Linked DNA regions of Homo sapiens: all the other regions are linked to region 1. Evidence: chromatin loops called from intact Hi-C (ENCODE). Cell type or tissue: heart right ventricle. All regions are shown on one strand. Each heading gives the region's core, and the rest is flanking DNA. Links, peaks and the distances in the headings are about the cores only.

Evidence for each region. A loop is a pair of places that touch in the nucleus more often than their neighbours do. Peaks named below come from ENCODE experiments on the same cell type or tissue, not always from the same donor. Only the 100,000 strongest peaks of a DNase experiment are listed, where the experiment ranks them.
Region 2: a loop joins it to region 1, with 12 times the contacts of the local background. A loop is called at or near these places in 79 of 110 quality-filtered maps.
Region 3: a loop joins it to region 1, with 2.0 times the contacts of the local background. A loop is called at or near these places in 20 of 110 quality-filtered maps.
Region 4: a loop joins it to region 1, with 6 times the contacts of the local background. A loop is called at or near these places in 43 of 110 quality-filtered maps.

The regions. Positions count from the first base shown.
Region 1 is chr7:99,910,139-99,915,998 of GRCh38, reverse strand. The region is part of intron 1 of TRIM4 (tripartite motif containing 4); the gene reads left to right. Among named protein-coding and RNA genes, the nearest start is that of TRIM4, 6.5 kb to the left of the region's middle. In heart right ventricle, for the core only: a CTCF peak has its summit at 2,686 (motif pointing left); a DNase peak (open chromatin) is centred at 2,668; H3K27ac peaks cover 978 bases.
Region 2 is chr7:99,987,509-99,993,368 of GRCh38, reverse strand. It overlaps the pseudogene LOC100128334. Among named protein-coding and RNA genes, the nearest start is that of AZGP1, 14 kb to the right of the region's middle. In heart right ventricle, for the core only: a CTCF peak has its summit at 2,305 (motif pointing right); a DNase peak (open chromatin) is centred at 2,308; H3K4me3 peaks cover 681 bases; H3K27ac peaks cover 2,001 bases; H3K27me3 peaks cover 726 bases.
Region 3 is chr7:99,622,489-99,628,348 of GRCh38, reverse strand. ZSCAN25 (zinc finger and SCAN domain containing 25) reads right to left here. Exons shown (of 8, transcript NM_145115.3): 6 at 5,709-5,800; 7 at 4,169-4,292. Among named protein-coding and RNA genes, the nearest start is that of ZSCAN25, 8.5 kb to the right of the region's middle. In heart right ventricle, for the core only: no CTCF peak of the experiment used is centred there; no DNase peak of the experiment used is centred there.
Region 4 is chr7:100,054,849-100,060,708 of GRCh38, reverse strand. ZSCAN21 (zinc finger and SCAN domain containing 21) reads right to left here. Exons shown (of 4, transcript NM_145914.3): 2 at 3,304-3,798; 3 at 2,819-3,011. The coding sequence starts at 3,702. Among named protein-coding and RNA genes, the nearest start is that of ZSCAN21, 8.0 kb to the right of the region's middle. RefSeq lists an enhancer at 1,230-1,349. In heart right ventricle, for the core only: no CTCF peak of the experiment used is centred there; no DNase peak of the experiment used is centred there.

The DNA of each region.
Region 1 (5,860 bases), core at 322-5,321:
ATGAGGCAACTGTGCCACAGAGATGTGAGGTTACATGCCCCCGAGGTCACAGAACTAGGAAGTGGCTATGCTTGAACTGAGGTCTTCTAACCCCTAATCCTTTACACTTTTCACTCTGCCACAACTAATCTGAGAAGACTTCTTAGAAGAGGTGGGATTTCAGGATTAAACACAATGGCCCAACAGGACAGGAGTGGATGGGTAAGGGTTACACTGGGATGGGCTGAATGTCACAAGGTTGACTTCGTAGGTGTTCAGGAGCCAGGTCACTGGGCGGAATTCCCTGATATCCGCCCATCTCTCCATCCTCCTCTGCTTAGTCACTGCCCTATTCAACCACCTTTCATTCCATCCCCACCCCAAGTTAGTTAGAAAAACATAAACTGCCCCTGGGTGAAGCTGCTTTATTTCCAAGCATCCCATTCTCAGCATATACTCAGATGGATGGACTGTGTTTTAAAAGTTGGATAGCTGGAAGTTCCCTAAATCCATGGAAAATATCCCCATCCTATACCCGTTATGGTGAGGGGAGAAAAAGAGAAAAGAGAAAGAGAAATAGCTTCATAAATCTCCGGATGCAAATTGTTTGCATGGAAAAGGCCTCCAAGTGCAGCTCTTTTTTCCTTCATGCCTGACTCTAGGAGCTAATCCCTCCATTCTGTTAATTAATTTAAGATGTTTATTGAGCACTGGCTTTGTGTCAGATGCTGTGGCACGGCACCAGATGCAGCACTGGGAATCCAGTGGTGAACAAGACAGGTAAAGGCTTTCCATGGAGCTCACAGTCCAGTTGGGCTGAGGGTGGGAGGTAGATAGCAGACAGACAAATAAATGAAATAATCACAGATGGTGATGGCATGCTGGGAAAGAAAAAGAAAGTGCTATCCTAGGCCAGGCGCAGTGGCTCACGCCTGTAATCCCAGCACTTTGGGAGGCTGAGACGCGAGGATCCCTTGAGGTCAGGAGTTTGAGACCAGCCTGGCCAACATGGTGAAACCCTGTCTTTACTAAAAATACAAAAATCAGCTAGGTGCGGCGGTGGGCACCTGTAATCCCAGCTAGTTGGGAGGCTGAGGCAGGAGAATTGCTTGAATCCGGGAGGCGGAGGTTGCAGTGAGCCGAGATCATGTCACTGCACTTCAGCCTGGGTGACAGAGCAAGACTCCGTCTCAAGAAAAAAAAAAGAAAAAAAGAAAAAAAGAAAAAGTGCTATGCCAGAGAAGGGAGCAGTCTTCTCTTAGGAGGTGACATTGCAGCTGAAACTTGCTGGATGCAGAGTCTGCCATCTGAGGAACTGTGGGAAGAGGCCCTGAGGCGGGGGAGAGCTGGATATGTTTATGGGGTAGGAAGAAGGTCTCTGCACCTGGAGGACCAAGAGCAAGGGGAAAGGTGGCATGCGATGTGAAACGAGATGTAGGCAGCGGTCAGCTTATGTTGGGCCACAATGAAGTGTTCAGATTTTCTTGGTGAAGAGGAAAGCCAGTGAAGAATCTTGAGCAGGAGAGTGACAATATCTGATTAGTTTTTAGAAAAGTTATTCCAAGGCCAGGTGTGGTGGCTTATGCCTATAATCCTGGCACTTTGGGAGGCTGAGGCAGGAGGATTGCTTGAGTCCGGGAGTTCAAGACCAGCCTAGGCAACTGTGAGATCCCATCTCTACAAAAAATACAAAAATTAGCTGGATGTAGTGATGCACATCTGTAGTCCCAGCTATTCGGGAGGCCGAGACTAGAGGATCACTTGCACTCAGGAGTTCGAGGCTGCAGTGAGCTATGATCGTGCCACTGTGGCTGCGTTGTGGATATTGTATGAGAGAAGGACATGACTGTAAGTAGGGAGGGCAGTCGGGAGGTTATTGTAGTTGTCAGACAAAAGATGATGGTGGCTTCAACTAGCGGTGGCAGTGGGGTTTGGCATGTAGGTAGATTTGAGGTATATTTCCAAAGTACACCTACCAGCTTGGATCAATTGCAGAAGTTACAGTGACTGAAATTCATAGAACTCAAGAGCTGGGATGGTATTTAAGAGACATTTGGTCCAGTTGTCTTCATTTTATAGTTAAGGAAGCCTTGATCCAGGAAATAAGCAAGGCTGACTTGCTCACAGATGCACAGCTGGTTTGAAGGTCTAGAGTGAAACTAAGATCTTTGGAAGTTTAATGTTGTTTGAGCTACATGATCACAAGTCAGTAAATGTCTTCATTCTATAAAAGTATGCTCTTTTATTACACTTGTGTTTTCATATACGTATAATTTTCTGGTGCTAAATTAAGAGAAAGTGATTTTTAAAAAAATTATTATTTTTATTTATTTATTTATTTATTTATTTGAGATGGAGTCTCACTGTGTTGCCCAGGCTGGAGTGCAGTGGCGCGATCCCAGCTCACTGCAACCTCCACCTCCCGGGTTCAAGCGATTTTCCTGCCTCAGCTTCCTGAGTAGCTGGGATTACAGGCGTGTGCCACCATGCCCGGCTAATTTTTTTTTGTATTTTTAGTAAAGACGGGGTTTCACCATGTTGGTCAGGCTGCTCTGGAACTCCTGACCTCGTAATCTGCCCGCCTTGGCCTCCCAAAGTGCTGGGATTACAGGCGTGAGCCACCGCACCTAGCTGAGAGAGTGATTTTTAAAATTTCTGGTATTTCTAACCCAGATTGAAATGCTTGGTGTTGCGCTCCTGCCACCTCCTGGCAGTTTCTGTTGTTGCAGGGAAAGTGTTTTCTAACTTCCACCAAGGCTGTCAAGTTAACTCACCTCCCAGTTTAGATTCCAACTGTGGCCAGATTGAAAAAAACTTGGGTAGAGTCTTGAGTAGTAGAACCATATGAGAGAATTCATGCATACTGACTTGTTAAGGCTTTTTAAGACATAGAAAATCTCTATTTAGTAGATTATTATATTTTTCATTATCAAGCAAAGTGAAAACTTTCAAAAACTTGGTCCTATTTGAAGGAACTAATATATATCTCATTACAAACCTCATATACATCAAATTTGACAGTGACCACAAAGCGGCAGTTATAATTGAATAAAGTGAAATTACATGAGAGAGTAGCAGGGTTACATGCCTATTAAAGTTAACTACTAGAGATAGTAAATAGATGATATAATGTTAGGAAACATCATGGTAGAAACAGAATAGCACAGATGGTATTGTGCCATTTAACAGAACTGTATGAATCCCTTTTATAATTTAATTTTGTTTTCCTATTTCATTTTACCATGAAAATTTCAAGCATACATCAAAGTTGGAAGAATTTTGTAGTAACACCAGTGTACCCACATGTAGATTCTACCATTAACATTTGACTCTTTTATCACATAGCTGTCCATTTGTCTGTATCTCTCTGAATACATCAATTCTTATTTCCTTTTGATGCTTTTAAAATTCAATTGCAAACAAAATACTTCAGCATGTATATCATTAACCAGATTTAACATTTGTTTATGGTATTATTTTTTTTTTTTAATATGTAGAGTCTCATTCTGTTACCCAGGCTGGAGTGCAGTGGTGTGATCTCGGCTCACTGAAACCTTTGCCTCTGGGTTCAAGCGATTCTCATGCCTCAGCCTCCCAAGTAGCTGGATTACAGGCTTGTGCCACCACACCTGGCTATTTCTTTTGTATTTTAGTAGAGACAGGGTTTCACCATGTTGCCCAGGCTGGTCTCGAACTCTTGGCCTCAAGCTGTCCACCTGCCTTGGCCTCCCAAAATGCTGGGGTTACAGGCGTGAGCCACCGTGCCTGGCCTATGGTATTTTTTGAGGTAAAATTTAATACCATGAAAAACACAAATCTTAGTTGTACATTTGCTGAGCTTTGACAAATGCCCTTCTCAAGATAAAGGATATTACCATCCAGAGAATTCTTTCATGCCCTTTCCCAGTTATTCTCTGCACCCTTCCCCTACCAGGGCAACCACCGTTCTGATTTTTTTTCAAACACAAATTAGGTTTTGCCTGTTCCAGAACTTCATATAAATGGAATTCCATTGTCTGTATGGATCCTTTTGCTCAGCATATTGATTTTGAGATTTATCCATTTTTGTATAGGTTGGTGCAAATGTAATTGCGGTTTTTGCCATTATTTATCCACCTTCCTATCAATGAATACCTGGACTGTTTCCAGCTTCTAGCTATTGTGAATAAAGCTGCGATGAATATTCTTGTACAGGTCTATTTATGGGTACATGTTTTCATTTTTCCAGGGTCTAGGAGTAGAATTGCTGTACCCTAGGATTAATGTATGTTTAGTTTTACACTGAACCTTCTTCCAAAATGGTGGTAGCATTTCATTCGCCTGCTAATGTTGTGTAAGAGTTCCAGTTGCTCCATACCCTTGCCAACTTTGATGTTATCAACCTTGTCAGTTATTTAACTTGATTTTAACCATTGTCACTTGTAAATGATTGGATGAAAAGTTATACCTATTAGTAATTGTTAGTTTTCTGGGGAAGAATTTAAAAAGTTGTACAGATTATTTTTTAGTTCTAATCATTTCTTTTCTTTTAGTTTTTTAAATTTATTTTTAATTTTTTTAATTTTTTGTTTATTTTGACATATAGTGAGACTTACAGAAAGTTGCCCAGGCCACCCTCCAGCATTTGACACTATTCACTAGTTTTGTAATTTAAATGGTCTCTTCCTTTGGCATAGGAGAAACCATTCTCTCTTGGTTTTTCACCAACTGCTCACCTTAGCTTCTTTGCAGGATTTTTATTTTCTACATACTGCTTAAATGTAGTTGTTGCCAGTTCTAGCCTTGATCCTCTTACTCTATAGAATCTTACTGGGTGATTTTACGCTCACCCAAGGCTCCAACTGCCACCTGTGCTTTAATCCCGAAATCTGCTTCTGCAGCATAGATCTCCTTCCCAACTCTAATTGCTAACATATCCACTTGGATGTCCCACAGGCATCTCAGACTCAATTTATTTAGGTGAAATTTATTTTCCTTCCTCCCATTTACACACTGCTCTTCTTCCTATATTTTCTAATTTGATAAATAACCTGCAGTCCATCCAGTTACTTAAACCACAACTGAGGGGCTAAATCTGGACCCTTTCCTCCTGCAGCCATTTGATCATCAGTTCCTGTGGGTTTTTCTCTTGTGTGTTTCTCTAACATTTCTGCTTCCATCTCTGCACTCGCAGCTGACATCCTACTATCGGGTGCTGCCCCTCAGCCCAATTTGTCAATGTTGATTGACTTGCTTTATTTTTTAATAACTTACTCGGGTTTTTAAATTACAAAAATGGCATATGCCACTTGTAGAAATTAAAGCAAAAATGCATAAAATTTCTAGTACCCCACCTCCAAATTCGTAAGCCATTCTTTTTCCTTGGAAGTCACCAATGTTAATACTTGGGTATACATCCTTCCAGATTTCCCTTGCTTTCACATACAAATACACACACATAGATAAACACGTATGCGCATAGACACGTTTATTCTTTTCAAAACAGAATTGTACAATACATATTGTCTTATGGCTTGCTTTCAACTTATTGTGTATTTCATGTCAATATATAGACAGCTACCTGAAATTGATGCAAAGTATCAATATAACATAATTTATTTAATAATTCCTAATTAGTGGATAATGAATAATGCTATAGTGACCATTTCTTTACATATTGGTTATTTTTGCTAGTGTTTTGTTGCATAGATTATTAGAAGTAGCATTATACCCATTTAAAATTTTGTTAAATCCTGCCAGTTGTCCATCAAAAAAAGGCACGTTTTTAATCTCCTGTGGTGCCAGAGGCCTTCTCTCTGCCAGTAGTAGATATTTGCTAATCTTCTAACAGTTTTTAGTTTTTGCTAACTTACCAGGAAAACTCAATATAGTGTTGTGATGA
Region 2 (5,860 bases), core at 274-5,273, 77 kb before region 1:
GAGTTTCTCCAAAGTTTTCAGTTTGACATAATCAATATAACCATCCTGCGTATTAGGGGATGGCTGGTTCTTCACTCCTTCAGCATCTTTGGTTAACCGGTACCTCGACTTGGCCATATCCACAGGTGGGGGAGGTCAGGAGATGTCACCCCTAGTCACTGGGGCTGTGGGGAACATGGTCTCTGAAATGGAACAAGGCTGACCAGGCCGATGGATGGCTCACAGTGTCTGCTGGAGGTTCCTTTTGCTGCTCAGGGCCAGGGCGTGGCTGGAGGAAGAGGCCCCACCCAGGAAGTTCCGCAGGGGCTTACACAGTCTTCCCAGACCCAGAAGCACAATCTCCAAAAGAGTGAACAAGAGACGGAACCCACTGACCCCAAACATGGCTTTTAGAAAGATGATCTTCTCCGAGGGGTGGGAAAAGGTGCAAGTTAATCTATACGGGCAAGGCTCTTGGCCACATGCAAAGGAGCTGGGCATCTGGAACCCATACAGGTGGTACTGCAACCCCGGCGCTGTCCCCTCCAGGACCAGCTGAGCTCCCAGCTGAGCCACATAAGCTCAGAGCAGCCTGAGGCTTCCAGCCCCTGGGGTATCTCTGCTGCTCTCCCCTCCCTGGATCAGGGTGTCCTCTTCCTCCGTCCCCTTTCATGATTCTTCCCAGTGCCAGATCACGTGATACAGAGTGAAACCCATGTAGAGGACGCTAGGTACAGCCACCAAGATGACCTGGAAGACCCAGAAACGCAGCGGGGAGAGCGGGTGGAAGGCATCGAAGCAGGCAGCCTTGCAGCCCGGCTGCTGGGTGTGACACACGAATTCACTCTGCTCATCGCCATAGACTCCAGGCCCACTGGCAGCCAGCAGCACAAGGCGGAATCCCAGGAGCACGGGAAACAGGAGGCGCCCCACGGGGGTGGAGTGCCAGCTCTCCTCCGCCAGCAGCCACCACCTCAGGAACCTGCCACACATCCTGTTAGGGAGTTTTAAAAAAAGATTATTACACGTTATTGATTTTTTGTTTTTAAAGACCTCTGTTGCCCAGGCTGGAGTACAATGGTGTGATCATAGCTCACTGCAGCTTCCAACTGTTGGGCTCAAGCAATCGTCCTGCCTCGGCTTCCTGAGTAGCTGGGACTACAGGTGCATGACACCACGCCCAGCTAAGTTTTAATGTTTTTATAGATATGGGGTCTTGCTATGTTTCCCAGTCTGGTCTCAAACTCCTGACTTCAAGCAATCCTCCTGCCTCGGCCTCCCAAAGTGCTGGGATTACAGGTGTGAACCATTGCACCAGGTTATGAGTGATTTATTTTTTATTTTTTGAGACAGAGTCTTGCTCTGTCGCCTAGGGTGTAGTGTAGTGTCGCGATCTCTGCTCACTGCAACCTCTGCCTCCCGGCTTCAAGAGATTTTCCTGCCTCAGCCTTCTGAGTAGCTGGGATTATAGGCGTGCACCACCACAGCTGGCTAATTTTGTGTATTTTTAGTAGAGATGGGGTTTCACCATGTTGGCCAGGCTGGTCTTGAACTCCTGACCTCAGGTGATCCACCTGCCTTGGCCTCCCAAAGTGTTGGAATTACAGGCGTGAGCCACTGTGCCGGGCCATGTATTGATTTATGACTTTGCCTGTAACTTCTGCTTCTCTGCCTCTAAAAACCCTTACCTACAAGCCATTGGGGAATTTAGGTCTTACACTTGAGCTGGCTGATTCTCCTTGCTTGGCACCCTGCAATAAATGCCTCAGTTTCTCTCACTGGAATCCACATGTCAGTGTTTGCAGCACCCGGTGGTTGGACCCAAGTTCGATGAGGTAACAGACGTCCACTGGGTGTGCTGTAATCCCGCGGAGGTTTTCCTCCATAATAAAAGGCAGGAATTGGCTGGGCGCCGTGGTTCATGCCTGTAATCCCAGCACTTTGGGAGGTCGAGGCGAGTGGATCATCTGAGGTCAGGAGTTGGAGACCAGCCTGGCCAACATGATGAAACCCCGTCTCTACTAAAAATACAAAAAATTAGCTGGGTGTGGTGGCGGGCGCCTGTAATCTCAGCTACATGGGAGGCTGAAGCAGGAGAATCGCTTGAACCCAGGAGTTGGAAGTTGCAGTGAGCCGAGATCGCGCCACTGCACTCCAGCCTGGGCAACAAGAGTGAAATTCCCTCTTAAAAAAAAAAAAGACGGCGAGAATTGTGTGAGTTGTGCGAGGAAGACCGGATGACCGTTATCTCATGGCCTTTGCATCCAGGCTTTGAGCCAAATTCTCAAGGACTGGATCCTAACACTTGGCTGCAACTATTTCCTTGACCACTAGGGGGCAGGCAAAAGCCATAGCGAATCCGGCCTAGCGCTGATTGGAACCTGCTTGAGAAAAAGACCTCTTTGTTTAAGCCGGCGGTCCCCAATCTCTTTGGCACTAGGGACCGGCTCCGTAGAAGACAGTTTTTCCACGGACTGGGGAGGGGAATGGTTTTGGGATGATTCCAGTGCATCCCGTTTATTGTGCACTTTATTTCTATTATTATTACATCGTAATATATAATGAAATAATTCTACAACTCGCCACGGTGTAGAATCAGTGGGAGCCCTGAGCTTGTTTTCTTGCAACTAGATGGTCCCATCTGGGGTTGATGGGAGACAGTGACAGATCATCAGGCGTTAGATCTCATAAGGAGCGGGCAGCCTACATACCTTTCTTGCACAGTTCACAATAGGGTTCGTGCTTCTGTGAGAGTCTAATGCTGCTGCCGATCTGACAGGAGGTGAGCTCAGGCGGTAATTGGAGCAATGGTCGGGGGGTGGGGGAGCAGCTGTAAATACAGATGAAGCTTCGACCCTGCAGCTCACCTTCTGCTGCGTGGTTCGGCTCCTAACTGGCTATGAACGGGTACCGGGAGTTGGGGACCCCTGCCTTAGACTATCTTGTCTCTCTCTGGTGGACTCTCCTGGGGATAGTTCCCAGGTAGGCTGGAGGAATGATGCACACTGAATCAGGCAAAAGACATCAATCAGATATAGCAAGGTATACATATGTTAAGGTCCTCTTCAATTTCTCTGAGCTTTGCTTTTTCAAACTTCTTTCCCAGTAGAATTCACTGTCCCAGCCAAAAGGTTCTTCGTGGTCGTCAGAAATATTTAGTGCTTTCTATTGCCTTTGCTTACGTATTTATTGATTCATCCAGAAATTATGTATTAATTACCTATTGTATTAATATGTGTATTTATTTATTTATTTTTGAGACACGGTCTTGCTCTGTTGCTCAGGCTGGAGTGCAATAGTACAATCATAGCTCACAGCAGCCTTGACCTCCCATGCTCAAGTGATCTTCCTGCCTCAGCCTCCCAAGTAGCTGGGACTACAAGTGTGTGCCACCATGCCCAGATAATTTTTTATTTTTTTAAATGTAGAGACAGGGTCTTGCTATGTTGCCCAGACTGATCTGGAACTCCTGGCTCAAGCAATCCTCCCACTTTGGCATCCCAAAGAGCTGAGATTACAGGCATGAGCCACTGTGCCCGGACCTATTGTATATTTGATTCTCTGGTAGGCACTGGAGACTCAAAAGAACAGGGAATGTAAAATCCCATTCTGCATGGAAATCTTTTGACCTCGACTTGGCAAGCTGTCTTAGGCCTCCACATCTCTCTGAAATCCGAATTGCTCCAGGAAGTTTTCCCTGAGTATCTCAGTAGCCCTGTGTCCCTCTCCTCCTGCCCCACACCTGCCCAGGACTTGAATCCTGTGGCTTCTCTCTCCTCCTTTATCATCATCCATGTCTCCTGTTATAGATGAGGTCACATCTCCTATTCCAATTTTCCTTAGCCCTGGTCTGATCATGTGGATTTTGGTTTCTTCGTTGATCTTAAATGTTTAACTTTCACCTTTTATTTGCTCCAAGTGTCCTCATATTCACATTTCACATGCTATATTTTTTCCTCTTGATTATTTGCATTTTCTTTTTTTGAGACAGAGTCTTGCACTGTCGCCCAGGCTGGAGTGCAGTGGCGAGATCTCAGCTCACTGCAACCCCTGCCTCCTGGGTTCACGTGATCCTCCTGCCTCAGCCTCCCCCGTAGCTGGGATTACAGGCACACATCACCAAACCCAGCTATTCTCCTGCCTCAGCCTCCCAAGTAGCTGAAATTATAGGCACACACCACCACACCCGGCTAATTTTTTGTGTTTTCAGTGAAGACGGGGTTTCACTATGTTGGCCAGGCTGGTCTTGATCCTTGACCTCGTGATCCGCCCGCCTGGGCCTCCCAAAGTGCTGAGATTATAGGCGTGAGCCACCGCGCCTGGCGACTATTTGCATTTTCTTTCCTGAACTTGGCTACTGTTCATATAGGATGTTTTTGCCCTGGAAGGGAGAAAGGTGGATTTCATGTAGACTTTAAAAAAAAAAGTAATTTCTCAGCTTTGATTTTCAAATTGGAGTCGAAGAGTTAAAACAAAAAATTGTAGCCTTCAAATTTAGGCTTTCATGAAAGATAAGATGATTAACTCAGAATTCCAAAGACTGGGAATGATTCTTCTATGGAACCCAGCTTGGAGGATGGATTTTGGAATAATCCAGAGTGGGAGGCTGAGTATAGGATGTAAAGAAAGTTCTTGTCGCTAGACACAGTGGCTCACGCCTGTAATGCCAGCATTTTGGGAGGCCGAGGCAGGCAGATCACCTGAGGTCAGGAGTTCGAGACGAGCCTTGCCAACATGGTGAAACCCTGTCTCTACTAAAAATAGAAAAATTAGCCGGGCGTAGTGGCTGATGCCTGTAATCCCAGCTACTTGGGAGGCTGAGGCAGGAGAATCGTTGGAACCCGGGAGGCGGAGTTTGCAGTAAGCCAAGATTGCAACACTGCAATCCAGGCTGGGCAACAGAGCAAGACTCCATCTCAAAAAAAAAAAAAAAAAAAAAAAAAAGAAAAAGGAAGAAAAAAAGGAAAGTTCTTTTCCCACAGGAAGGAAAAGCACAGACACAGGCAGGTGAGGCTTCATGAGAAGGTCAAGGTGAGAGCTCTGCTGTGTGTTTGGGGTTGATACCTGTGCATGGCAGTTGGCGACTCATTTGAGGAAACTCACTCTCAGGGACTCAGAGGGAGTCTGAGAACCTCAGGGCCAATTCCCGCTTCATTGAGCTGTACCCTGGAGAGCTGAGAGCTCTCAAATAAGCTTTGGCTGGTGGGCCAAGGCGAACATGGTGTGGAGATGTGGAGCAGCTGGAGTGGAGGGCTGGGTCTCCCAGGAAGCCAAGAAGTGTGGGGAAACTGAGGCACAGAAGAGGCTTGGCTGTGTGAAAGAGCTTGCAGGGTTCTAGCACCTCACAGCCAGAGTGGCCATGGCCACGCCTGTGGATGTCAGCAGGGGACACCTGAACAATCCCTAAGGGACAGCGGGTCCGGGCCATGCTTGGGATTGCCCAAGTCAGGGTGCCCAGGAACCATGGCCTCCAAGGGAAACCAAGAGTTTCAGATGAATTCAGTGCTTGGGAGCAGGACCAATGAGAAAATCACATCACATTTCTATAGCATTTTACAGTTAATACTGTTCTCTGTCGTGCTTGACAAAGAGAGATGATTATTTATTAGTTTCCACAGATTAGACAATGGCGGGGGGTGGTTCAAGGTGAGATGGTTTTTGGGTCCGAGTCAGCTCAGGACAGGCATCCCAGTCTTCGGTCTCCAAATCCACCTCCTGTCTGTCCCCCCACACTGCTCCTTGGGCCTTGAGGATCCATTGACCGTGATTTCGGTGGTTCAGCTCCCACATCAGGCAGGAAGGGCAGCTACTGGGGCTGAGATCCCACATTGCCTCCAGCCCTTGCTTCCTACCTGGCCTCCCCGGGCACCACGAGGGGCTG
Region 3 (5,860 bases), core at 542-5,541, 290 kb after region 1:
GGAGAAATAAGTGGTGCTTAAAGCGGAAGAGTCCTTTTAGGCAAGATGACTAGAAGACAAAAAAAACCTGACAGTATATGCCTCCTGGTTTGATAAAATATGAAATACATACTTATCAGCTTGGATTTTGTTTTGTAAACTTTTCATGAAAATAAAAGTGTACAAGCCATTTATGTTTTGTACACGCAAAGATTTTATTTTTATTTTTTTGGATCCAGCGCTGGCTAAAAAATGTCACGTTACCCTTTTTTTCCTTTTTGTGGAGATGGGGGCCTCACTATGTTGCCCAGGCTGGTCTCGAATTCCTGGGCTCAAGTGACCCTCCTGCCTCTGCCTCACTGAGTGCTGGGATTACAGGTGTGCGTCACCACACACTATGCAAAGAATTTTCTTAACGAACCCAACCACGTAAACAGCATTCAGTTCAACAAACAGAACATAACCAGTCCCTAGAAGCCCCTTTTACATCTCCTCCATCACTATACCCTGCATATATATACTATACATATACAGTATATACATATACAGCATATACATGTATACAGTATATACAATATACATATACAGCATATACGAGATATACGTATACAGCATATACGATATACGTATACAGCATATACGAGATATACGTATACAGCATATACGAGATATACGTATACAGCATATACATGATATACGTATATAGTATACATATATACTATACCAACGGGAACACATTGTCTGGACTTTTTTGCCTGTTCTTGAACTTCAGGTAATTGTCTCACACATTGTTTCTGGCTTCTTCTACTCAATATCATGTTTGTGACGTTCACCTATATCATGGTGTGAAGCTGTAGTTTATTCTTTTTCATTGGTATACAGTATTCCACTGAGTATATGTATGTGTGTGTGTGTATGTATATATAGATAGATATACAGATACAGATAGACTGCAACCTACTTATTAATTTGACTGTTGTTCATTTGGGTAGTTTTCAGTTTTGAGGTGTTATGAATAGTAAGATTAAAACTAAATGCAATGCACAAACCACAACTAGATCTTGGGGAAAGCTGACTATGCACTAGATGTTACATATATCGAATTTATGTTTATTTTCTTAGATGAAATTATGCTACTGGGCTATGTTGGGAATGTCATTGTTAGACAAATGCTGAAGTATTTACAAATGAAAGATTGAGATGCCTCCAACTTCCATATCATTCCAAAACAAAACACACATTATACAGCTAAATATGGCAAATGTTAACAATTGGTGAATGTAGATAAAGACCTAAGTGTGTTCCCTGTACTAGTCTTAGCTTTTCTGTATGTTTGAAAATTTGTATAATAAGAGTTCAAAATATAAAGCTGGGGGAAAAATAAATACAATGATACCTAAGTATAAACAGAGACACTGGGAGAAAGACACAGTAGTGGAAGAGAAGGGACCTAGCAGTGAGAAACCCGTTTTGAGTGCTGCACTGGCTGCTCAATTGCTGTGTGATCATGGGAAAATCAATTAACCTCTCTGAGCCTTACATTCACCACCTTCAAAATGGATTGTACACTCATGAAGTTTACTGCACACATGGAGCAGGAATGCAATGGTTCATGATATTATTTTAACTCCCAGACCATGTACCTGACTTGCAGCTACTTCCAGGGACCATCCACTTAGATCTCAAAGTCAACAAATGGAACTTTCCATTCTTCCTCCCTCTTAGGAAAATGCTTCCCTCTCTTTCTGACAGTAGTAACATAATTTTTCCAGGCCCTTAGCCAGGATCCTAAGACGTAGACTCCTCTCTGACTCTTCTCTTTCCTCCCCTCTGGCCAATCTGTGGCCCATCCTTGGAAGCATATTTCAGTAAACCCCCTTCTACATGACCACTGGCCTGGTTCCTGCTCTTACCCCAGTGCCTACACTATTTCAACCCTCCAGACTGGCCGTACCCTGCCGTCAATCCAATTTTCCTCAAGTAAAACCTCCATCACATTACTCTGCGCAGAAAAAATTTTTAAACAAGGACCCAGAGTCCTCACGGACTCCTCAGCGGCCTCACTCTACTCACTCCTGCCTCCTCCTTACTCCTCTGAGCACTCATCTTTCACTCCAGGACCCTCACCATCCTGGGAACCAGCCTGCAGAGTCCTGCATTCAGGTTTCTGCACCTGCTACTTTTTGCCTCTGTGATTCCAAATCCTGTTGTGAGTTCTTGCTCCAGTCCTTGTGGACATTACTGCAATTACAACCCAGACAACAAGGTCTGCACCTCACCGTCTGCTAATGAGAACAGACGAACAACTGGAAGTGATCTGGGCAGCCACCTAGCTCAACCCTGCCCTGTGCATTCAGTCTCTTTACAGGTGAAGCAGCTCAGGCCCAGCCCCAAGCAGCTGTCAGTACAAGCACCAGGACAACCCGAGTGTGAATCCCAGGAAGACCTGAAAGCTGGGACAGCAAGTGAATGGTACACTTGGGAAACAGGCCTTCGTGTCACCTGGCGGCAGAAATGTTCAGGTATGGGCTTGAGTTGCTCTGAGTTCTGAGACACTGAGCTGGTGAGGGGACAAGGACAGAACCAGTCTCCAGAACAGTCAGAAATGGCCAGGAGAGCATGAAAATCTTCTGAGAATGGGGGCGAGGGGCTCCTCACCCCACACAGCAGCATCACTGGGAGGGGAATATCCCTGAGGGGGACCCTGGCACCAGGACACTGGCACCTTTGTCTGGGGCTCATCACTCGAGCCCCTGCTTTGTTCTGTCATCCTCTGCCGTTACAGCAATCACACATCTCCACATAAAGTATGCTGACATCTTTCTGCCACTTGCATCACTGCCACACTGTGTCAACCGTGCCCTGGACCCAGGTCTCCCAGGAGACCAGTGCCCCTTACCGTATCCCACTATTACATGCACATGGCCTCTTCCCCTGAACTCTAAGACCCCACAGGCAAGCGCCTTTATTTTTAACTCTTCATAGTGACCAGAACAGCAATGGCCACAGAGCCAAGTCCACCTCTGTGGTGAATAAATGAGTGAAGGCTGAGGGCTCCTACAAGAATCCCTTAGTAATACTTACAGCACTAACTAAACAATCTAACACTACCATGGTCACCACACATTTAGATATGTCACCTCCCTTCATCCTCATGGCACCATGAGGACAGGTTCCATGAACAGCCCCATTCCACAACAGAGGAAACTGAGACCTGGAAAGCTCAAGGGAGATGCTCAAGGTCAGGGTCAGCAAGTGGAGGGGCAGGATGGATTCTCTTACGTCCTGAAGGAAGCACAGGGATAATCTTGCTCTTCCTTCAAGGCATTTCAGGATAAGGAAAGGCTAGGTGGGGTCGGTACAGATGGGTGGTCAGTGTACAACTCACAAAGAAGTTATGAAACAAAAAAGAAGAAAATCAAAGAACAAGGACAGGCCGCTCCAGCCACAGTGTTTCCTCTCCCCGCCGGCATCCTGATTCCACGCATGCAGACTCTCCATACTGTCCCTTGCCCTGGCAGCCCCAAAGCCCCGCAGTGCGCTCTGCTGGCAGCCCCTGTGGGCTCTCTCTCGCTGCTCCTCCTCCCATGAGCTGCTGTCACACACAATGGCCGCATCCCCCCAGGCTCTGAGCCCAGGTCAAACCCAGCCACCACCTGAGTCCCAGCGCAGCTCTGCTTCCTCTGTGACTCGGGCCACTCCAACCTCTCCCATCGCGAAGCCCCCTCGTGCCCTCCTACGTGCACACCGTGAGCTCCAACGCTTTCGTGCACGTTAGTCCTGCCCACTTCCTGCCGCAAGAGAAAACCACTAACACAGGGCCCACATGCAGGGAGCACTCAATAAATATCTGAACAAGCTCAGATGCCCCATCTTTTGCTGTTCGTATCTTGTTCTCAAGCCCTCAGTGTCTTTAATCATGGACACAATGTAGGTGTTTGGGGGTCCTCATGACCGACCTGTCTCCATACAGCCAGAATAATGGCCTCATGTTTTCCTGCTCCATCATTTGGCTCCTCTATTGACACAGGAAAGCAGCTCCTCGTGCCCCATGGTCCGTGCTGGACCCATTTACCCGCCTGCCATGAAGTCCCCTTCCTTTGCCAGGAGCGCCAGAGCTACGGCAGGACCCCTGACCTGAGCTTTCAGAACTCCCCAGTTCCTCACCTGTGGGTGGAGACAGTCTTACCTGGAGAGACCCTGCAGTCCTGCGGTTCCACATACTCCCCAAAGCAGTCTATCTGGGCTGGGGTCACATGCCTCCACTCCTCCTCAGGGAAGGCCAGGGCCATATCTTTAAATGGCCCCAACCCCTGCAACAATAGGAGATTGCTATGAATAAAGAAAGAATCCTAGGCCAGAGACAGTGGCTCATGTCTGTAATCCAACTTCCTCCCAACCAGCTTCCTCCCAACAGTTGAATGGGAGTAATCCACTTGTTTGAGCCACTGCAGTTGTGAGCCTCTGTGGCTGGGGCTCAGCTTGCCCCTAACAACTAAGTCACCTCATTTCCACTCTGCAGCAGCCTCCCACTCACACCTCATGCTTGACAGAGCCTGGCAGCCGCTATTTACCTTCTCATCAAGAACAAAGTTCACATTCGGCCAAGCCCTGTCTTAAGAACAAGGCTGTGATAAAATAAATGCATCCTCAATTTCTCACTCACTGCACCACGAAGAACTATTATGGTACAAGGGAGGATCCAACCAAATTAAAAAGCACTGATGTCATTCCTCATCCCCTCCAAAGTACATCCTTGGAGAACAGGAAAAGGGAAATGATGCTGGCATCCAGCCTTGCCCAAATACGGCTTGAGCAGGACCAGACTTGATCCCCTTCTTTTTTCTGCCAAACACCTTTTCTTCTTCAAAGAACTCTTTTAGACTCGCCTCCTTGAGGAAGGTGCCCCACTGGAAAGCCCCCACCTCCCTGCTACTAGTGCTCAGCACCCTGTGGAAAAGAGAGCACCCCATCTATGCTTCAGTTACCTCATTTGTGGCAGATGAGTAATGTTAACGAGGTCCAACTCCTAGTGTGGCCTGTATGGCCAAAGAGACCACCCTGCTCAATGCTTCTGAAAGCCCCAACCCTGAGTCAGCCACATTCCTGCTGAGGTTAGGGGACAGGAAAGTTTCCAAAACAGAAAAATCAGCAGCAGAAGTACCCATAAACGGCACCCACAAAGGGTTATCTCGGGGCCAATCAGCACAGCCTAGATAGCCCTAGGGGGTTTCTATCTGTAACAGTTGTAAGAGTCCATCTGTGGCTGGGCGCGGTGGCTCATGCCTGTAATCCCAGCACTTTGGGAGGCCGAAGTGGGTGGATCACAAGATCAGGAGATCGAGACCATCCTGGCTAACACGGTGAAACCCCGTCTCTACTAAAAATACAAAAAATTAGCCAGGCGAGGTGGCAGGTGCCTGTAGTCCCAGCTGCTTGGGAGGCTGAGGCAGGAGAATGATGTGAACCCAGGAGGCGGAGCCTGCAGTGAGCCAAGACCGTGCCACTGCACTCCAGCCTGGGCGACAGACATAAGGTTCGATGTAAATTAACAACTGCGGCTGATGGTTCAGTGGAGGAAACCACACCATCAGGTCCACCGGGACTAGGAAGGGAGAATGACTCAACTTGGGGCGGGAAGGGAACACTGTTGTGCAGAGAAACCTTGGGGAAGGTGAACCTCAATCAAAGCAACGGTCATGATTTCTGCAAAGGGAGTCAGAGCTCACCTGCGATCCAGCAGTAAAGAACCCAGCTGCCATCTCTTGGTCTCTGGGATTCACTGCGGGGAGGCCAGGACCCGCCTGCAGAACAGGTAGTGCTGAGCAGGGACAAAAAGCATGAGAAAGATCAGAAGGATCAGTGATGTTATGCTGTTAGC
Region 4 (5,860 bases), core at 459-5,458, 140 kb before region 1:
GCCCGGTTGAGATGGAGTTTCACTATGTTGGCCAGGCTGGTCTCAAACTCCTGACCTCAGGTGATCCGCCTGCCTCAGCCTCCCGAAGTGTTGGGATTACAGGCGTGAGCCACCATGCCCAGCCAGTCTGGTTTTTTTTTTATTTTTTGAGATGGAATCTCACTCTGTTGCCAGGCTGGAGTGCAATGGCGCGATCTTGGCTCACTGCAATCTCCGCCTCCTGGCTTCAAGCGATTCTCCTGCCTCAGCCTCCTGAGTAGCTGGGACTACAGGTGCATGCCACCACGCCCAACTAATTTTTGTATTTTTAGTAGAGATGGGGTTTCACCATGTTGACCAGGATGGTCTCCATCTCCTGACCTCATGATCCGCCCTCCTCGGCCTCCCAAAGTGCTGGGATGACCGGTGTGAGCCATCATGTCTGCCCTCTCCAACTCTTTCCGCCTCCTCTGGAACAGCTATTAAACATACACTGGACCTTCTCATCTGATCCCACACTGATGTCCAATGCCTGCCACCTTGATCTTTCTAAGTAGCATTTCAGATGACTTCCTTCCATCTACCTCTGTTTGCTAATCATGTCCTTCATTATTTAAAACAGCCATTGCATTCTTCATTTCAATGACTACAGTTTTCACTTTTAGAAATTCTATTTTGTTTCTGTCAAAGGTGCCTGTTTGTGTTTTTATTAACAGTTTCTTGGCTGGGCGTGGTGGCTCACGCCTGTAATCCCAGCACTTTGGGAGGCCGAGGAGGGCGGATCATGAGGTCAGGAGTTCGAGACCAGTCTGGCCAACATGGTGAAACCCTGTCTCTACCAAAAATACAAAAATTAGCCGAGCATGGTAGCAGAAGCCTATAATCCCAGCTACTCGGGAGGCTGAGGCAGGAGAATCACTTGAAACTGGAATGCGGAGGTTGCGGTGAGCCGATATAGCGCCACTGCACTCCAGCCTGGGCAACAAGACCGAAACTCTGTTTTTTTAAAAAGAGCTGGGCGTGGTGGTGTGCACCTGTAGTTCCAGCTACTCGGGAGGCTGAGGCAGGAGAATCTCTTGAACCTGGGAGGCAGAGGTTGCACTGAGCCGAGATTGCATAAATGCACTCCAGCCTAGCAACAGAGGGAGACTCCGTCTCAAAAAAAAAAAAAAAAAAAAGACTTTATGCAAAGCTTTCACAGCCAACTTCCCTTTCCTTAGGAGGGCCCAGCAGCTTTGTCTTCTGTCCCATCTGGGTACTAAAACCCAAGCCTGTTCCTGGCTCTGATAATCCTTCCACTCCACCCTCCTCTTTGTGTAATACTGCCAAGGGGCTACACCAAGAGATATGGAAAATAAAACTGACCAGATAGGTCTCCGGCTATTTTTATCTCTAATTACTGTGGCAACTCTGGGGAAACCCCAATTGCCTGGAGAGGTCTACTGTGTTCACCATAAACCATGAAGAATTTAGCTAACAGTTTAATTTTTTACTTTTCCTAGAAAATGTGATTTTTAACCGGCTCGAAACTCTGTTTCCATGATGGAGTTTCACGTTTCAGACACAGCAAGCATGGAGGGAGATTTCTGAGGGCCATGGACTCTTGTCATGAAATCACACCACACACATAAATAGTGGTCTACACCACCAACACGTAAGCAAAGTCCTGGTTTGAAACTATTAGGATTTGGAATAATATGCCATATTTTTGCAAACATATAATTAAACATTAACTCTGTTTCAAAGATTTAGTTCTAATCCTTCTGGTAAATGAAGGTACTTAAGAGTAGAACCCATAAAATAACAAAATAACATAGGGCCAGCTTGGGCAACATAGTGAGACCCTGTCTGTACAAAAAAATAAAGTTAGCCAGACATGGTGGTCCCAGCTACTTGGGAGGCTGAGGTGGGAGGATCATTTGAGCCCCAGAGATTGAGGCTGCAGTGAGCTATGATCACGCCACTGCCCTCCAGCCTGGATGACGGATGGAATCCCTGTCTCAGAAAAACACACAAAAACACCCCCACAGGGGATGACCATTTATGGCCTGAGATTATTCTATAAACCATAATATATGGAGATTTGAGCTCAGGAGTAGTCACCTAATACAGCTTTGACTTGTGAAAAATGCCCCACCTCTTTCCATAGCTTCAGAAAGGAGGTTGCCAATTATTTCCCATTTGCCCTTCTCAGATCCATTCTCTGACCCGCCCTGTGCCCCAGGAAGCTGACCCTAAGGGCTGCACTGTCTTGTCTTTCCTGCCCTCTGGCTGCCAACTGAGTTTGTCATTGGGGAACAAAAGCAGGAGATTTAAGGGCAGGAGGAGGGTGCAGTTGGGGTATTTATTCCGTTTTCTCCTCATCCCACAGCAGGGCCTACAGCCACAACTTCTATCAAGTGACCCCCTCCTCCATGACTATAGCTCTTACCTGATTCTGGTAAGAGGGTCCCCCTCTGTCCCTTTAGGCTCACAGGGAGTAACAGCTTTTCACTGTTGTCTGGTGCAACACTATTCCTTATTGGTTCATTTGAAGTCTCTACACCTCTGTTAACAGTTTCTTTTTTAAACTCATTTCAATTGACCCTTTAAAAAAAATTATTTGTAATACTCAGACTTCAAAGAGAAACTGATCCTTTAAGAGTGATCCATTCCCATGCTAGGGCCCAGGTTAAGACAGCCTTACTTGGGGGAGGAAAGGGGACTATTTCCACCCAGTCAGCCCAACTAATCAAGTCAATCTATGAAATCACCTCACAACCAAGAATTACTAATTATTCTGCTTCTCCAACCACAGGGGCCTGGGGCACTGAATAGGAGTCTAATGGGTGGTCCTCACCTCGGACCTTTCTTGGATCTTGAGCGAACTCCTGCTCCTCACCAGACTCTTGGATGTACAGGGGCCCCCAAGACTCGTATTTGTGACTGGTCTCCAAGGGCTGTGGCTGCATGCTGCTCGGGGATTCCTTTGCAGTTCCTGAGGAGGATATCTTCTCCCACACCGGTTTCTGTTCGTTTGGAGGAGTTGAGACCTAGAGACAATCAGGAATGGCTAGGTTTGTGCATGGCTCACTTTAAGACCAAGAATGAAAATCCCAGTAGAGCTACATAGAACCTCTAGGAAAGAGAAAAGGAAAACACCCATCCCATTCCATTCCCAAGGCTAAAAGTTAGTTTAGGATGATAGAGAAAAATAGGAGGAAACAAGGTCTAATTCAGCAGAAATTTCCATTCAGCAAATCTTAATGTATGGACAAACCCTTGTTCCTGCCTAGAATGTTACGCTCCCAATCTCCTAGAATAACAAAGGTCTCTCCTGCCTACCTGGTGTCCTGGCTCATCCAGTTCCCGCTCCAGATCTTCGAGGAGAGTGACAGCCTCTTCAGCGCTCTCCGGGCAATGCTCCTGCACCCAGGCCTGGAGCTCCTGGGGCAGGATGGTCAGGAACTGCTCCAGCACCAGTAGCTCCAGGATCTGCTCCTTGGTGTGGATCTCGGGCCTCAGCCACTCACAGCAGAGCACCCGGAGTTGGCTCAGGGCCTCTCGGGGTCCAGGGGTATCATGGTACCCAAACTGCCTGAAGCGCTGGCGGAACATCTCCAGGCTAGGAAGGTACTTGCCTTTCTCTTCTTTCTCCTCGACTTTTACCATCAGAGGCCCCACCTGCTCCTGTGGAGGCCTAGGGCCCAGAACTGGGGCCATGCCTAGTACCTTGGTCATCATGTAAACTCCAGAAACAGCCTCACCAAAGATGGGACTCTGTGGGGCAGGAATATTCGTTCCTTTGGGTTTCCAGTTCTTTAGGGCCACAAGTTAAACCTAAGAAAATATAGTTACCAAAAAATAATCAAACTGAAAAGTGTTTTTGGGTCTTTACAGCCATACCTTTAACACAAGAAATTGTGGAAATTATGTCCACCATAAAACTACCATACAAAAACAACTGCTCAAAATCTTTCTGGAATGAGCTGGGTACAGTGGCTCATGCCTATAATTCCAGCACTTTGGGAGGCTGAGACGGGTGGATCACATGAGGTCAGGAGTTTGAGACCAGCCTGGCCAACATGGTGAAACCCTGTCTCTACTAAAAATACAAAATTAGCCAGGCGTGGTGATGGATGCCTGTAATCCCAGCTACCTGGGAGGCTGAGGCAGGAGAATTGCTTGAACCCAGGAGGCAGAGGATACAATGAGCCAAGCCTGCGCCACTGCATTCCAGCCTGCGCAACAGAGCGAGATTCCATCTCTAAAAAAAAAAAAATCTTTCTGCAATCAGCTCAGGATATCCTACTTTGATTTCAGTGGTCTCCACTTTCCTAAAAAGTGCAATGTGGCATAATTTTAAAGTTAACTTTGCTCCAAAACTAGTTCAGAATCTCACCACTATAGATATTATAGTTTCTGAGATTTTATCAAGCTATCTACTGGCTAGATGCCATCTGTTTAAACCTAAGACATTTAGCTTGAGCAATGAAAATTCACTAGTCAAGGCCAGGCATGGTGGCTCACGCCTGTAATCCCAGCACTTTGGGAGGTGCTGAGGTGGGCGGATCACGAGGTCAGGAGATCGAGACCATCCTGGCTAACACGGTGAAACCTCATCTCTACTAAAAATACAAAAAATTAGCCAGGCGTGGTGGCGGGTGCCTGTAGTCCCAGCTACTTGGGAGGCTGAGCAGGAGAATGGTGTGAACCCGGGAGACGGAGCTTGCAGTGAGCTGAGATTGTGCCACTGCACTCCAGCCTGGGCGACAGAGCGAGACTCCGTCTAAAAAAAAAAAAGAGGAGGGCCGGGCGCGGTGGCTCACGCCTGTAATCCCAGCACTTTGGGAGGCCAAGGCGGGCGGATCACGAGGTCAGGAGATCGAGACCATCCTGGCTAACATGGTGAAACCCTGTTTCTACTAAAAATACAAAAAAAAGTTAGCCGGGCGTGGTTGCAGGCGCCTGTAGTCCAGCTATTCGGGAGGCTGAGGCAGGAGAATGGCCTGAACCAGGGACGTGGAGCTTGCAGTGAACAGAGATCGCGCCACTGCACTCCAGCCTGGGTGACAGAGCGAGACTCTGTCTCAAAAAAAAAAAAAAAAGGAAAATTCACTAGTCAAATGACTGGGCCTGTCAGTATGACCTGAGTCATGCTCGAAGGGTGTAATTAACTAGTACATTAAAAATAACTGAGGTCGGGCGCAGTGGCTCATGCCTGTAATCCCAGCACTCTGGGAGTCCGAGGCAGGCCTGGACTTGAGACCAGCCTGGCCAACATGGTGAAATCCTGTCTCTACTAAAAATACAAAAATTAGCTGGGCATGGTGGTGTGCACCTGTAATCTCAGCTATTTGGGAGGCTGAGGCACACAAGAATCCCCTGAACATGGGAGGCAGAGGTTGCAATGAGCCGAGATCGCGCCACTGCACTCCAGCCTGGGTGACAGAGCAAAACTCTGTCTCAAAAAATAAAAACAAAACAAACTGAAGTGCCAGGTGCAGTGGCTCACATCTGTAATCCCAGCACTTTGAGAGGCCAAGGCGGGCGGATCACTTGAGGTCAGGAGTTCGAGACCAGCCTGGCCAACATGGTGAAACCCTGTCTCTACTAAAAATACAAAAATTAGGCGGGTGTGGTGTTGCACACCTGTAATCCCAGCTAGTCAGGAGGCTGAGGCAGGAGAATCGCTTTAACCTGGGAGGGGAAGGATGCAGTGAGCCAAGATTGCACCACTGCACTCCAGCCTGGGTGACAGATCAAGACTCAGTCTCAAAAAAAAAAAAAAAAGAGAGATCATAAGTAGTTTTCTGACAAACAAAATGGACTTTAGTGCTAACATTCTGTAAACACGGTTCATAGTTATGAAATTAAGGCTTTGATTAGTCTTTTTTTTTTT